Regions from separate parts of the Homo sapiens genome. Here all the other regions are linked to region 2. A link is an interaction called in ENCODE POLR2A ChIA-PET data of the cell type or tissue named here. Cell type or tissue: MCF 10A. All regions are shown on one strand. Links, peaks and the distances in the headings refer to the core of each region. The heading gives the core; the rest is flanking DNA. Region 1 overlaps EML5 (EMAP like 5). Region 2 holds the start of TTC8 (tetratricopeptide repeat domain 8). Region 3 overlaps EML5 (EMAP like 5).

What was found. ChIA-PET counts read pairs that join two places held together with the same protein. Peaks named below come from ENCODE experiments on the same cell type or tissue, not always from the same donor. Only the 100,000 strongest peaks of a DNase experiment are listed, where the experiment ranks them.
Region 1: POLR2A ChIA-PET joins it to region 2 with 6 read pairs; 5 of 35 experiments call an interaction of 5 or more read pairs at or near these places.
Region 3: POLR2A ChIA-PET joins it to region 2 with 9 read pairs; 2 of 35 experiments call an interaction of 5 or more read pairs at or near these places.

The regions. Positions count from the first base shown.
Region 1 is chr14:88,684,284-88,689,167 of GRCh38, reverse strand. It overlaps EML5 (EMAP like 5), which reads left to right. Exons shown (of 44, transcript NM_183387.3): 18 at 695-897; 19 at 1,841-1,952; 20 at 4,026-4,153. Among named protein-coding and RNA genes, the nearest start is that of EML5, 110 kb to the left of the region's middle. In MCF 10A, for the core only: no CTCF peak of the experiment used is centred there; no DNase peak of the experiment used is centred there.
Region 2 is chr14:88,822,188-88,827,061 of GRCh38, reverse strand. TTC8 (tetratricopeptide repeat domain 8) reads right to left here and starts at 2,411. Exons shown (of 15, transcript NM_144596.4): 1 at 2,241-2,411. The coding sequence starts at 2,354. RefSeq lists an enhancer at 2,400-2,759. In MCF 10A, for the core only: no CTCF peak of the experiment used is centred there; DNase peaks (open chromatin) are centred at 2,411 and 2,671.
Region 3 is chr14:88,696,809-88,701,692 of GRCh38, reverse strand. EML5 (EMAP like 5) reads left to right here. Exons shown (of 44, transcript NM_183387.3): 15 at 4,741-4,846. Among named protein-coding and RNA genes, the nearest start is that of EML5, 94 kb to the left of the region's middle. In MCF 10A, for the core only: no CTCF peak of the experiment used is centred there; a DNase peak (open chromatin) is centred at 2,842.

The DNA of each region.
Region 1 (4,884 bases), core at 372-4,371, 140 kb after region 2:
TTTTAATAGCAAAAACTTGGAAGTAACTTAAATCTCCATTAATAGGAAAATGGATAAGCCATGGTATAGTTATATAATGGAATGCTATGTGGTTATGAAAGTGAGTTTTCTAACATGTAAAAAACTCTATAACAAATCATTGGTGAATAAAGCAAGTTGCAAAGAATACATACAGGATGATATTTATAGAAAAATTTAAAACATGAAAAATGAGATTGCTTAAAAATTCACAAATATTTATATGTAAAGGAATGCATGAGAATAATCAGTATCACATTCACAATACTAAAGCGTGAAGAAGGGAGATGAGGTTGGCATGACATTTCAGTTACTTTGGGATCTTTTTGTAGGTCAGCGGATATATAGGCATTCATTGTATTGGGGTTTTTAAATGCCTTTTTGTATTCTTAAATATGTCATAATAAAAACTTTAAAAAACATCATCAAAAGTGCTAAGGGCTGATTAAAACAGACTTAGTCCAGGTCTTTGTTTATCTAAAAAGTTATGGTCTAAATGCAGTTATGCAAGGTGTTACCCACATCACTGATTGAGACACCTGTAGTTTTCAATTCTCCTTACTGTTGCATGCCTTACTATTCAAACAACAACAACAACAGTAGAAAAGAAACTTTGCTTCTTTATAATTGAGTACATTTTGAAAGTGGTACTTTCATAATATTTTTTGTGAACTAGGGGGAGGATTGATTGGAAGAAAAGGCTACATAGGCACACTGGGGAAAAATGACACAATGATGTGTGCAGTGTATGGATGGACTGAAGAGATGGCTTTTTCTGGAACATCCACAGGAGATGTGTGTATCTGGAGAGACATCTTTCTTGTAAAAACAGTGAAAGCGCATGATGGGCCAGTGTTCAGTATGCATGCATTGGAAAAAGTAAGTAACCTAAAGAGATTTTAAATTAAACAAAATTTGTCCTGGAGTGTAGAGCATTTTAAGAAGTAAAGGAACACTGCCTTTCTACTTGCCTGGACTATCCAGCAGTAGTCTGTGGGCTAGGGTCATCTTGACCTTTCTTTGTTTCTCTTTTCAAACTCCCGAACACAGAATGAAATAGGTCTGCAGTGTTTTGTTTTGAGATAGTGTCTCACTCTGTCACCCAAGCTGGAGCGCAGTGGTGTGGTCATAGCTCACTGCAGCCTCCAGCTCCTGGGCTCAAGAAATCCTCCTGCCTCAGCCTCTTGAGTAGCTGTGACTACAGGCAAGTGCCACCCACACCCATCTAATTTTTAAAAATTTTTTTGGTAGAGATTATGTTGCCCAGGGTAGTCTCCAACTCCTGGGCTTAAGCTATTCTCCCACCTCAGCCGTCAAAGTATTGTGTTACAGGCATGAGCCATGGTGCCAGCCAGGTCTGCTGTTGTTGTTTTGTGTTTTTTTTGTTTTTTTTTAAAGTTTAACTTCATGTTCTTAAGCTCATACTATGTGTCAAAAATCGGCTGTTTATATATAATCACCATATCCATCAGGTAGTTACCATTTTTGTTTTCTCTTTTTAAGGATGAGGTTATTATGTAGACTCCAAGAGGATATATGTAACTTTCTGAGAGTGGTGATCTAACTTATAGTTACAGATTTTAGAAACTGTGTTTCTAAAGCCCTATCTAAAAGTAAAATGTTTAGGGTCACTGTAAATATTGTTGCAGATTCCATGTAGACGGTTTAAAAACACAATGGATTCTTAAGCTAATTCCTGTTCTTTACAAGCTGTAACTTTTGACTATGTTCTTTTTTCTAGAAGTTTTCAATATAAGGAAAAAGGTTACTATTTTAAAAAATATTTAGATCTTTATTAACTTGAACCTTTTTTTTTCCATAGGGGTTTGTAACTGGAGGAAAAGATGGTATAGTAGCTCTTTGGGATGACTCTTTTGAAAGATGTCTCAAGACCTATGCTATAAAAAGAGCTGCATTGGCCCCAGGATCTAAAGGTGATTTGAGACTTAGTGGGGTTTTTGTATAGGAAAAAAAGATTAATTGCTCATTAATGTGTGTGATCACTGAGGTGGAACACATGGCATGTATTTTTCCGTCTTGTTGGGCATCAGAATTAAGTGGAAGAAATCACTTAACTGGATACCAGAATCATTGCCATCTTTTCAAAAGTCTATTTTCTATGATACACATGGTAAAATATTAGTGAAATACAAGATTATGAATCCTAATTTTAACATTAATTTTCCAAAGAAAATTTCCATGTGAACATCACATTTATCACCAGTCAGGAACTTGTGTGCAACTTTGATATTTTGTTTCACCTTGGCATTTTGTTGACCCTGTTTCTGTAGCCTCACAGGCCTTTTTTCCCTTTGCCATTTGTTTGTTGATTTATTTAAGAGACAGGGTCCTGCTGTGCTGCCCAGGCTGGAGTGCAGTGGTGCAATCATAACTCACTGAAACCTTGAACCCCTAGACTCAAGTGGTCCTCCTGCCTCAGCCTCCTGAGTAGTTGGGACTAAAGGCGCCTGCCACCATACTCAGCAAATTTTCAAATTTTTGTGCAGCCAGGGTCCCTCTATGTTGTCCAGGCTGGTCTCAAACTCAAATGATCCTCTAAACTTGGCCTCCCGAAGCACTGAAATTACAGGCATGAGCCACTGTGCTTGGCCTACCTTTTTTTTTTTGAAGAGGAGGAAGGGTGCAAGGGCAGCATCAGGCCCAACTCCCTGTCCGCCGACCATCCTCCGGGCTGTGGGCCCAGAGGGTGCATTTTCTTTATTATTATTATTATTGTTATTATTATTATTATACCTTGAGTTCTAGGGTACATGTGCACAATGTGCAGGTTTGTTACATATGTATACATGTGCCATGTTGGTGTGCTGCACCCGTTAACTCGTCTTTGAGTGCATTTCTTCCTTTAAGGCATAGCACCACACTCTCTCTGACTTCTGGGCCTTTCTACCTGTTTTTACTTTTTCCTAAAACATGTCCTTCCTCTTCCTTCCTGCCCCCTCCAGTTACTTGACAACATACTTATTTTTCAAATATCAAACCTGATTTTTTCTAGGATGATTTCCCCCACCCTCATCTCCTCTCAAAAAAGTTAGATTCCACTGCTCTGTGCTCCCATTTCAATATGCCCCTAACACAGGGTCTGTTTTCCTCACTGTATGCTCTGTAAGGGTATGAGTTGAGTCTATCATCTTTACTAATATGTTGCTGAAGCCTCCCTAGGACAAGTAGACATAAATAAATATAGTTGGCCCTCTGTATCTGTGGGTTCCATATCCTCAGATTCAACCAACTGCAAATAGAAAATATGCTAGAGAAAAATAAAAAGTAACAATAGAACAATAAAAATAATATAAATTAAAAATACAGTATAACAGCTATTTACATAGCATTTACATTCTACTAGATATAAGCAATCTAAAAGTTATTTAAAGCACATGGGGGCCGGCTGTGGTGGCCCACATCTGTAATCCCAACACTTTGGGAGGCCCAGGTGGGTGGAACTCCTGAGCCCAGGAGTTTGAGATCAGTCTGGGCAAAATGGCACAACCCCACCCTACTGAAAAAAAAAATATATGGAATGATGTATGTGGGTTATATGCAAATACTACACCATTTTATATGAGGGACTTGAGCATCCATAGACTTTGGTATCTGTGGTTGTCCTGGAATCAATCCCCCAAGGATACTGAGGGCTGACTATATATCTTGAATTGAATTAAAATTACTAATAAGAATATTGTAAATAAGAGGGGCAGGAGATGGATAAGGAAGGGCTAATATAAGAAGAGGTAAACAAATAGCTGTTGGAATGGTAGGAGGGAATGTGAGAATAGAATCATAGACTTATAAGACATAGGTGGTACTTATTTAGAGATTACTAAATTGAATGATTGAGGTTAATATAGTACATTTATTAGAATACTTAAAATACAGGAGAAAACCTTGTAATGTGATTTTCACTGTCAAAATAGCTTAATTGGCAATATATACACTGTTGTATTATAGTAACTGTATGTCTAAAAGAACATCTTCATTTAACATTTCAGGTCTTCTCTTGGAAGATAATCCATCTATACGTGCCATATCATTAGGACATGGTCATATTTTAGTTGGCACAAAGAATGGTGAAATACTAGAAGTGGATAAAAGTGGCCCAATAACACTTCTGGTTCAGGTAATTTTAAATGCTAATTTGTTTTTTTTTCTTTACATACAATTGATTATTTCAATATATAAGAGCCAAAAGTTGACAGTGATGAAAAATAATGTTAAATTAGGGAAATATTTGTTAATGTATACAGAAAAAAAATTTAATGTATACAGAAAAAAATTTTAACGTATACAGAAAAAATTAATGTATACAGAAAAAATTTGTTTTTTTCTGTTAATGTATACAGAAAAAATTTTAATTTGGTTATAATGAAATGATTGGGTGTCAGTAAATATACATATTCTTCTATGGAATAATTGCCAATATTTTGAGTAATTTCTTATCAGAAAATAAAGGACCCATGAAAAGAAAAACCAGCTGTAATTAATTTAACCCAGTCTGTTTTTAATTTTATTTATATAAGGTATATTTGTTGAGCCTAAGGCAATTATTTTTCTCTGAAACTCTTCATTAGGCCATTCTTAAGTTTCTAAGAAAAAATAAAAATGTATGCTAAAATTTCATTACTGAAAATTAAATATCAGTGAAAAGATGTAAATAATAAAACAGGCCGGGCGCGGTGGCTCACGCCTGTAATCCCAGCACTTTGGGAGGCCGAGGCGGGCGGATCACGAGGTCAGGAGATCGAGACCATCCCGGCTAAAACGGTGAAACCCCGTCTCTACTAAGAATACAAAAAATTAGCCGGGCGTAGTGGCGGGCGCCTGTAGTCCCAGCTACTTGGGAGGCTGAGG
Region 2 (4,874 bases), core at 1-4,000:
AGATATCTGACCCTTTCCCTGGGTCAAAAAAAAAAAGGAATCCGGTGGTCAAATAAGTTTCAGAACTATTTAATTATTTGGATTAATCAAAAATAGGCAAAATTAGTTTCCTTTTCTTCAAAACTACTCAGAGCCTTTAGGGTGCATCCTGAATCTCCAAGAAGGAACATACATTTCCCAAATGTACTTAATGAGGGAACTTGTTCTCACTGAACAGCTCTTGGGACTACTGTTTCGTGGAACACAGAATGAAAACTACCGTAACTCAATGGAAAAATTAAAATGGCACATAAAGTTCCTGCAAACCATTGTGCCTAGAACAATGTCTGGCACATCAAAGGTTCTTTTTTTGAGACAGAGTCTCTCTGTCGCCCAGGCTGTGGAGTGTGGAGTGCAGTGGTGCGATCTCCGCTCACTGCAAGCTCCGCCTTCCGGGTTCACGCCATTCTCCTACCTCGGCCTCCCGAGTAACTGGGACTACAGGCGCCCGCCAACACGCCCGGCTAATTTTTTCTATTTTTAGTAGAGAGGGGGTTTCACCGTGTTAGCCAGGATGGTCTCAATCTCCTGACCTCGTGATCCGCCCGCCTCGGCCTCCCAAAGCGCTGGGTTTACAGGCATAAGCCACCGTGCCCGGCCACATCAAAGGTTCTTAACAAGCTTCTGTTGTACCAACGTAAAGGGTCAATATTTTGTCACAAGTCCCAAACATATTTGATTGTGTATTTTTTTAAGCAATATCTATAAGATTACTATGCCAAAAACACATTTGGGGGCTGGGCGCGGTGGCTCATGCCTGTAATCCCAACACTTTGGGAGGCCGAGGCAGACGGATCACGAGGTCAGGAGTTCGAGACCACCCTGGCTAACACGGTGAAATCCCGTCTCTACTAAAAATACAAAAAAATTAGCCAGGCTTGGTGGCACGTAACTGTAGTCCCAGCTACTCGGTAGTCTGAGGCAGGAGAATCGCTTGAACCTGGGAGGCGGAGGTTGCAGACAGCCGAGATCGCGCCGTGCCACTGCACTCCAGCCTGGGCGACAGAGCGAGACTCCGTCTCAAAAAAAAATAAAAAAAAATAAAAAAAATTTAAAAAAACCTTGGAAAAATGCTTGTCTACAGAAATATAGTCCTATTAATTAATGTGAACTAACAACAGAACCTAGCTTTGTATTACCACTAACGTAGGCTGTTCTAAGAGAGATGTACTATCTGAAAGACAAAATGTTCATCTCAGCAGGTTATCATCCATCATCCATTTGCTGGGAGCTAAGGCAGAGCCTAGTAACAGCATTCACACTCAGGCCTCCGCTTTTGTAACTCCCTTCAATTTTCCATTTTTTCTAACATCTCCAAGGCAACACCACTAGAGGAAAAGCTAGGGAACTAGAACTACGTAGGTATATTCCGCACTTACTAAAAGCACTGACAAACTGCCGCAGCGCTACTTCTGTTCTCCCATTTTCTCCTTTTTTGCCTATTCCAGGAGCCACCTGCCCACCAGAATTGTACCGCTCACGTACATTGTATACTACCTTTTCCACTCGCTATACACATTACTCTAGTTTAAGTTCTCTTTTCATCAATGCCATCATTCCTTCTTGTAAGGAGCCTTTCTTTCCCATTTCTCCCTCCTACAATTAGAGCTTCCCTTGCCTAGGTAATTTTTTAAATAATGAATGTATCTTTCTCCCTCCTAGATTCTCATTCTTCTAATTTGCATATTTGCCTCAAGCTAAACTCATGGCCTCCTTCACTCTTGGACAACAGTCTAAAGATGAGGTGGGAGGATCACATGTTCGATCCAAAAGGAAGAAGGCAGCTATGTTAACAGGAGGTGGAGAGTCACAGATCTTTGTTTATGCATATTTTTTAGAAATTAACAACGCACACGCTGAGAGCTTAAAGCCCATCAATATGCAAGTATAAACGAATTATCAAAGTTCCTCGTCAAGTAAAGTTCAGGGCTCTCATTCTGGGACACGTATAGGGGAGGGGAGGCTGAAAATTGTGAGGAGGGGGCGGTCATGGCACAGAACTTGCTATCCCCGTGGACGTGGCGGACAGCGGACCCGCTAGTCACAGCTCCACAAGGTCTCGCTCCGGGCGCCTCCGAGGGCCGAACGGTCAGCCCCGCCTCGGGCCTTCCTCCCCGGCCTCCCAACCCGGGGCTGGGATATGCCCCAGACCCCGCAGCCTCAGCGTCAGGATGCACAGGCTGACGGGAGCTGGCCGGTACCTGGTCATAAGGGGACTTCTCCAGCATCTGCGTGCATAGATCGGCGCAGAGCTGGAACTTCCTGCGCCTAAAATAGCTCCAGGCCAGGAGCAGCGGCTCCATCTCCGAGCTCATGGCTGCCGGTGCGGCCAGCGAAGGCCCAGCGCTCCAGGAGAGAGGTGGGCGTGGAGTGAAGAGCTGGCGGCGTCCGACTCTGCCCGGCAACCCGCGACGGCTGGGGCCTTGTCCGAGAGGTGCCCGCAGCGCGCCTGAGAACAGGAAAAAGAAAAACAACCGCAAGCAGAACTCGGCTACAGGGCTTGCCTAAACTTGGTTGGAAAAAGATGTCTACTTTTAAAGGCTACAGGTTTCATTGATTTTGAAAAGAAGGCACCGCGGCTAAACAAAAAGGTAGTGAGTTAGACACCTGCCCCTGGGGTCCCCCACCCTCCCAGGAGGCGCAGCTGCCTAGCAACCGAATGCTCTGCCTGCCCTGCAGGTCCGGAAGAGTCCCTGGAGTTGATCTCTGTCTGGTGTCTGTCCTACTTCTTCCATTCGCTCGTTTCCATCCCTTTCGCTTTACCTTCCGATTCTAGAAATACAAACAAGTAAACAGCTTCCACAGTACCATCCACCCATCAAGACCTAAAGTCCTAAATCCTGAAATTGTCCGCTGTTTCTCGAGGTCCTTCCCACCGAATCTCAACATCTGAACTGCAAGTGGTTTGCTTTTACTCATTTTACAGATGAGAAACTGAGATAGACTCAGAGAAGAGAAATTATTAAAATTGCATTGAGTTAGGGAGCTGGAACTGCAATCTGGTTGACTACAAGTTGCTAATACATTTGTTAATTCGACTCACATGGTGATTCCGGATTGTAAATTGGTGACAGTTTTACCAAACTAGATAATGTGTGCAAAATAATAATAATAATAATAATAATAATAATTTTTAAAAGCTTTGTGAAACATCGTCTCCTGGCACTTGCTGTTTGGCAAGGGTTTACTTGTGCAGAGTGATTTCTTCAAACACAATTCTGACTTTTCTCTAGAAATTTGCACAGATGACAAATATGCTTAAAATTGCAATGGTTATGAAAAGAGAGGTGTGACCGGCTAAATCCAGGTAGGCTTTTCTCAAACCACTGGGGTCTGAGAAAACATTAGACATTCTATTTAATCCACATATTTATATTTTTCATAGGTATTAAAATGAAACTTATGCTTCTAAACTAAGAAATTTATTGTTACCTTTTATTCTCTACTAAGCAGTCTTTCTTGAATTGTTGTATTTTGGAAGTCAGTAATTATCAGGATTGTCATTGTTACAGTTAAGTGTATTGTCATTAGTCTATTTGTGTTCTCCTGGAACTGCCGGTAGAAATGTAATCTCCCTAAAGGTCCTAATGAAGCAGCCCATGGTTTCTGAGTGTCAAATTTTTAAGAACGCACATGCCGACAATTGACAATTGGGCTCAATATTTCACAGCGTCTTTTTGTTTTCTGGTACACTGTAAGCAGATTACTATGTAAGTGATTTTCAACCCTACTAGAGAAAGTGAAGCACAGAGAAACCCTTTAAAAGGGTCAGTTTCACAAATGATGCTAGATCTCAGTTCATAGATCCTTATCTTTTACTCTCTAGCATATAGTCAGATGTTCTAAATAAACTTTTTTAAAGAATAGTTTTCGATTTACAGAAAAGTCACAAAAATAGTAGACAGTTCCCATATACCCAGTTTCTCTATTGTGTGAGATGTTGACATTTGTTTTAGTGTAAGATGATACATTTGTTACAACTAAGGAATCAACAATGGTACATTACTATTAAATAAACTCCACAGTTTATTTGGATTTCAGTAGTTTTCCCTTAATGTTATTTCTCTATTCCAGGATCTCACTTAGGGTACCACATAACATTCGGTTATCATGTCTCCTTCACCTCCTCTGACACTGTGGCAGTTTTTTAGACATTCCTTGTTTATGATGACCTTGACAGTGTTGAAAAGTGCTGGTCAAGTATTTTGTAGAATATCTGAGAAGTTCTTAAAAATAGAGATGTCCCAATTCCAGCCCTAGAAATATTGACTTAAATTGTTTGAGGTAGGACTGGGGCATCGGTTTTGTTTTTTTAAGTGTCTCAGGTGATTCTGATGGGTAGCCAGGATTAATCACCCACTACATTGAGTTCTAGTCATGTATCTATTGAGATTATTGCCAACTTCCTACAGAGAAACACTATTTACATAAGTGGGGAAATAAACATGCCAATAAACATATAAATAAATGTGGAACAAATGAGGCATTAAAATATTTTAGTAGCATATAATGTGTGTTAACTTCTTTCAGAAGGCTGTTTTTTTCCTCTCACAAAAGTCAAATGAATGAGGAAAATTGTAGGATATTTAGTAAATTACAGGATGTTAAACATGTCCAAATGTAGCATAAAATGTGTCTTTAAAAGGATATAAAAATATGTTATTTTTAATATCATGTAAATATGTTTATGGTTCATTGATTTTATGAATTTATAGACAGACTTACATTTTTTAATAATATCTAACTGATAAAGCAGAAACCATTTTTTTAAAGATATGCTAGTAATAGGAAGAATAGACAATGTAACAATTCCTGGTGAAGGGAATAGATAAGAG
Region 3 (4,884 bases), core at 621-4,620, 130 kb after region 2:
TAGCTAGGATATGTGGAAAAGGGATCAACTTGCATCCTCCTATATAGCTTTCCTGAAAGGAGAGAAAACTCCTCCCTTTTTTCTTTCTCCCATTCTTCTTCCTTTTTCTTCCTTTCTTTGTGCCTCTCCTTACTTGCTCTTTCTCTCCTTCCTTTCCCTCTCCTTCTTCCTTTCTTTCATTCACTCAAAAACATTCATCAAGCACATTCTATGTACCAAGAAATGTGCTAGGAATATAAAGATAAATAAGACAACTTCTTGTCATGGTGAAAACTCACATTCTGAGTTGTGATACAGTGTCCTAAGTATAGAGCAGAGAAGCTTCTCTGATCTATATTTATGACAATACCTTAGCACTATTGATGTTTCGGGGCAGGTAATTATTTGTTGTGGGAGGCTGACCTATGCATTGTAGGATATTTAGCAGCATCCCTGGTCTCAACCCATTAGAAGCCAGGAACACCCACTTCCCTGAGTTGTGGCAACCTAAAATGTCTCCAGACAGTACCCAGATGTCCCTTGGAAGGCAAAATCACCCTGTTTTTAAATGTAGAAATATGTACAAAGCCTGGTAGCAATGTAATGAAGAACTAATGATTAATTTTGCCCAGTAGAATCGAAGAAACCCTCATAGAGATGATGACATTTGAGCTGAGTTGTTTACCTGGCAGAGGGGAAGTTGGGGGAAAGCATTCTAAGTGTATTACAGCATCTGTAAAAGTAGGGCAAAAAAAAACCCAGCTTATTTAAAGAACTATGAGTAACTCACAGTGTTCAAATCTTAGAATGCATTATGGACATTAGTTGAGGAACTAATCAGGAGGGTAGGTAGAGGTTAAAACTACCTGGTTATCCTATATATTAACACAAACTGGGTCTTGGATGCACAGTTGTATTTAATGGTTTACGATCTAACCTTTCCGGTACAGGCACTTTCTGAGAAACGTTTGTCCTCATTTGGGACATTTTGTTGTCAGGTTTTTGTGTTTGTTTTTGTGGGTATTTGCCTCATTCCACCTCTGAGTTTTCAGGTAGACAGATGTGATTAAAAACTCTGTTCTAAGGTGCTTGTTGTAGTGGAGTAATGGGTTTGCAGTAATAAGTCATGCTTTTCCACTGAAGGGGAGGGCTTGGGAATCCCTGAGACTAGATAAAGTTAAGTCGTTGGAAGAATTCCTTGATTGGAAATTTTTCCTTTGTGTTTTGATGCTTTGTTTCCTGAAAATAACTCAGGGATGCTCCTGGTTTGTCCATCTACTGTTTTGATTCCTTGGATCCCACCCATTCTTTCACTTTAAGAAAAAAAAACAAATAATTGTTGCAGAGGTCTCTGTATTTTGCAGCTTCCCTTTTGTAAGAAGCACTTTTCCCAAATAAAACAATTTAAAAAAAAAGAAATTTAGATGAAAAATCTAGAGAGTTTTGTCTTTTGGAGAATTAAATACAAAGAATAACCTCTTGTCAGTAACTGTGATCTTAAGTGGAAATGAAAGAATGTGAAAGAAACTTACCTGGAAAGTCGAATAACATGACTAATTGTACTATAATTTGGAAATTTTGTTTAATTCAGCAAATACTTGTTGAGTGCTTCCTATTCAAAAGCATTAAATGTTGTGGGGAAACACAGAGATAACTCAGACTGGCTGCCACTATCGGGAGCTCACAATGTAGTATAAGAATTGGACAAATTATTCTGTGTGTATATGTATGTGTGTGTGTATATATGTGTGTGTGTATATATAGATATAATTCACTAAAAATACACTGATTTAGATGTCTTGTGGGCAACTCAGATTCAACATATCTAAAATGGAGATAAATAGGATTAATCTTCCCTTCCAAACCTGTTCATCGTTTCGTGTTTCCTTCTTAGAACATAGCAGTGTATTAACTTGGTTGCCTAAGCCTGGAAGTTAATCTTGTTCTTCACCCCTAAAGCTAGTCAGTCCTCAAGTAGCACCCATTCTTTCACCTGAATATATATTTATTCTTTATCTTCAATATTCTTTTCATCTTTAATTTTTCCATATCTCTACTGACAATCAATGCTTCACAATTTCTAAAACATTACTATAGCCATTGGTCTTCTGCTTTTTTCCTCTATCCATTTTTCCCATTCACTAGTAATCTTTCTAAAAGTCTTAAAATTCTTTCATATTTATTAGTGTTAATAGCCTGTAGGCTGTCTAAACAGCTGTCTAAATAGCCACAAGCTATAAATGATAAGAGATAAAAAGGGGAGGTTGGAGAGTCAGACTTGGTTAAATGCAATTCAAGGCATAACATTAATGCAGAGTTGGAAGTTGACTCCCAATGCAATTCAAGGCATTTAACCAAGTCTGACTCTCCAACTCCCCTTTTTATCTCTTTCTATTTGCCTCTTTGTAAACTATTTTTTTGCCTTCTGAGATAGATAGAATTTGTCCAACACGTATAATGCTATTTCACATCTTTTACTTAGTTCCTTCGTCTTGGAAAACTCTTCCCCTCCACTTCTATTCAACCTTCCAACTTTATCTAATTTCTGCTCCTTTTAAGACTTAGGCTAAGCCTATCTGAGAACTCTCCCAACCTCTCCCTTCTCCCCTTCATCCCTGAGTGAGATGCCCTAAGTGTACTTTAATAGTACTCAATATTATACTAAATACTGTCTATACCTCATGGAATGTGATATTGAAATCCAAGCCTTTCCACTTATTCGCTACTGGCAAATTACCTAACCTCTCTTTACCTTCGTTTCTTCATCCTTTAAAATAAGGATGTTATCTGTTCCCATCTCGTAGAGTTGTTGTGATTGGTACATGAGTCAATGTTCGTAAGGTGCTTAGAACAGTTTCTGGCACATAAATTACTTCTCAGTGAGTGTTAGTCATCATCATAATTTCCAGGTGAGATGTCCAGTAGACAATTGAAAATGTAAGTCTTGGATTCAGAGGAAAAGTAACTGCTCGAGAGAAGGACTTGGGAGGTATTTATTGATTTAACCACTGAAACTATAGAAGTGAGATACCTCAGGGCAAAAATGAAGAATGAGAAGACTGGAGAATTAAAGACCACCTTGGGAGAGGTTTGTATTTAAGTAACAGGTGAGGAAATTGAGAAGGAAACTCAGTAGTAGGAGTCAAGGAAGCTGGGCGCCGTGGCTCATGCCTGTAATCCTAGCACTTTCGAAAACTGAGGCGGCAGATCACTTGAGCCCAGGAGTTCAAGACCAGCCTGGACACGTAGTGAAACCCCATCTTTACAAAAAATACAAAAATTAGCCGGGCATGGTGGTGCATGCCTGTAGTCCCAGCTACTTGGGAAGTTGAGACAAGGAGGATCACTTGAGCCTGGGAGGCGGAGGTCGCAGTGAGCCAACATCATGCCATTTCACTTCAGCAGGGCAACAGGAGTGAAACCTTGTCTCAAAAAAAAAAAAAAAAAAGGAAACTGGAGAACCAGAAGAGAGTAGTACAGTAAAATCATCAAAAGCATCAAATTCTGTAGAAGTTTTTATATAAAAAGAAAACTTAAAAGTTACTGGTACTACTGTGTACCCACAAAAAATGTTAAAAATTTTCTAAAAAGTTACTGGTAATGTTTGGCTGAATAACTTAGTGAAATATTGGCTGATTGCAGTGTTATTTGTTATATCTTTTTATAAAATCAATCTCGGCCAGGTGCGGTAGCTCACACCTGTAATCCCAGCACTTTGGGAGGCCGAGGCAGGCAGATCACCTGAGGTCGGGAGTTTGAGACCAGCCTGACCAACATGGAGAAACCCTGTGTCTACTAAAAATACAAAAAATTAGCTGGGTGTGGTGGCACATGCCTGTAATCCCAGCTACTTGGGAGGCTGAGGTAAGAGAATCACCTGAACCCAGGAGGTGGAGGTTGCGGTGAGCCGAGATAGCGCCATTGCACTCCAGCCTGGGCAACAAGAGTGAAACTCCATCTCAAAAAAAATAAAAAATAAATAAATCAGTCTCAAAATTAACTATAATTGACAGCTCTATTAATTATTTCAGGAGTTGTCTCTATATACAAAGATATTATATCTCTTTATGCTTATGGTTAAAGAAAGTGATTACTTGAGTCTAGAGGAATAATTAAGAATTGATAGTTTACCTGTGCATTAGTGAACATCATAAACCAAGTTAAAAAATAAGTGACAGAGTGCTGCAGTAGATTTGCCTTTTCAGGTCTATAGACATGCTTGGTACTTTAACCCCCTCTGAATATTTGTTTACCCCATTATTTTAGTCTAGAATTCTTTATATTCAAGTTCTGTGCTTTCTGAAGGCCCACCTCCAGTACCTTCTCTTCTATGGACTCATTCTGCACAGCCTTTTCATGTTCATTAAGCATCTATTAAGAGGTGTTTGTCTTTCATTGATAATGTCCTGTTTTTCCAGTGAGTTTGCAAAAGTTACCTGAATGTCTTATTGCTCGTTGTATCTAGCATACAAACAATAGATATTCAGTAAGCATTTATCATCTTTATTGATGAAATATATGATAAAAGTCACATAGTGTTAGTTACATCATTCCTGGAAACACTGAGCCTAGCCTCATTAGCTTTTGAACAAGCATAAGAAAAAAATATCAGTCACTTATATAGTTTGCTTTAAATTTTTATTTAATAAATTTCTGTGGTAAATAAGTCAAGCTGTAAAAATCTCTTGTTTTATTTCCTTTTAGTAGATATGGAAATAAATAATTTAATTGTATTTAATAGCTTCTATAATTCTATTTTAGGTTGGTAGAGATCCCTCAATTCATATATGGGATACAGAGACCATTAAACCATTGTCCATATTAAAGGGCCACCACCAGTATGGTGTTAGTGCCGTTGATTTCTCAGGTAAGGCTGTTTGCTGTCTCAGTAAGAATTAACAAAAT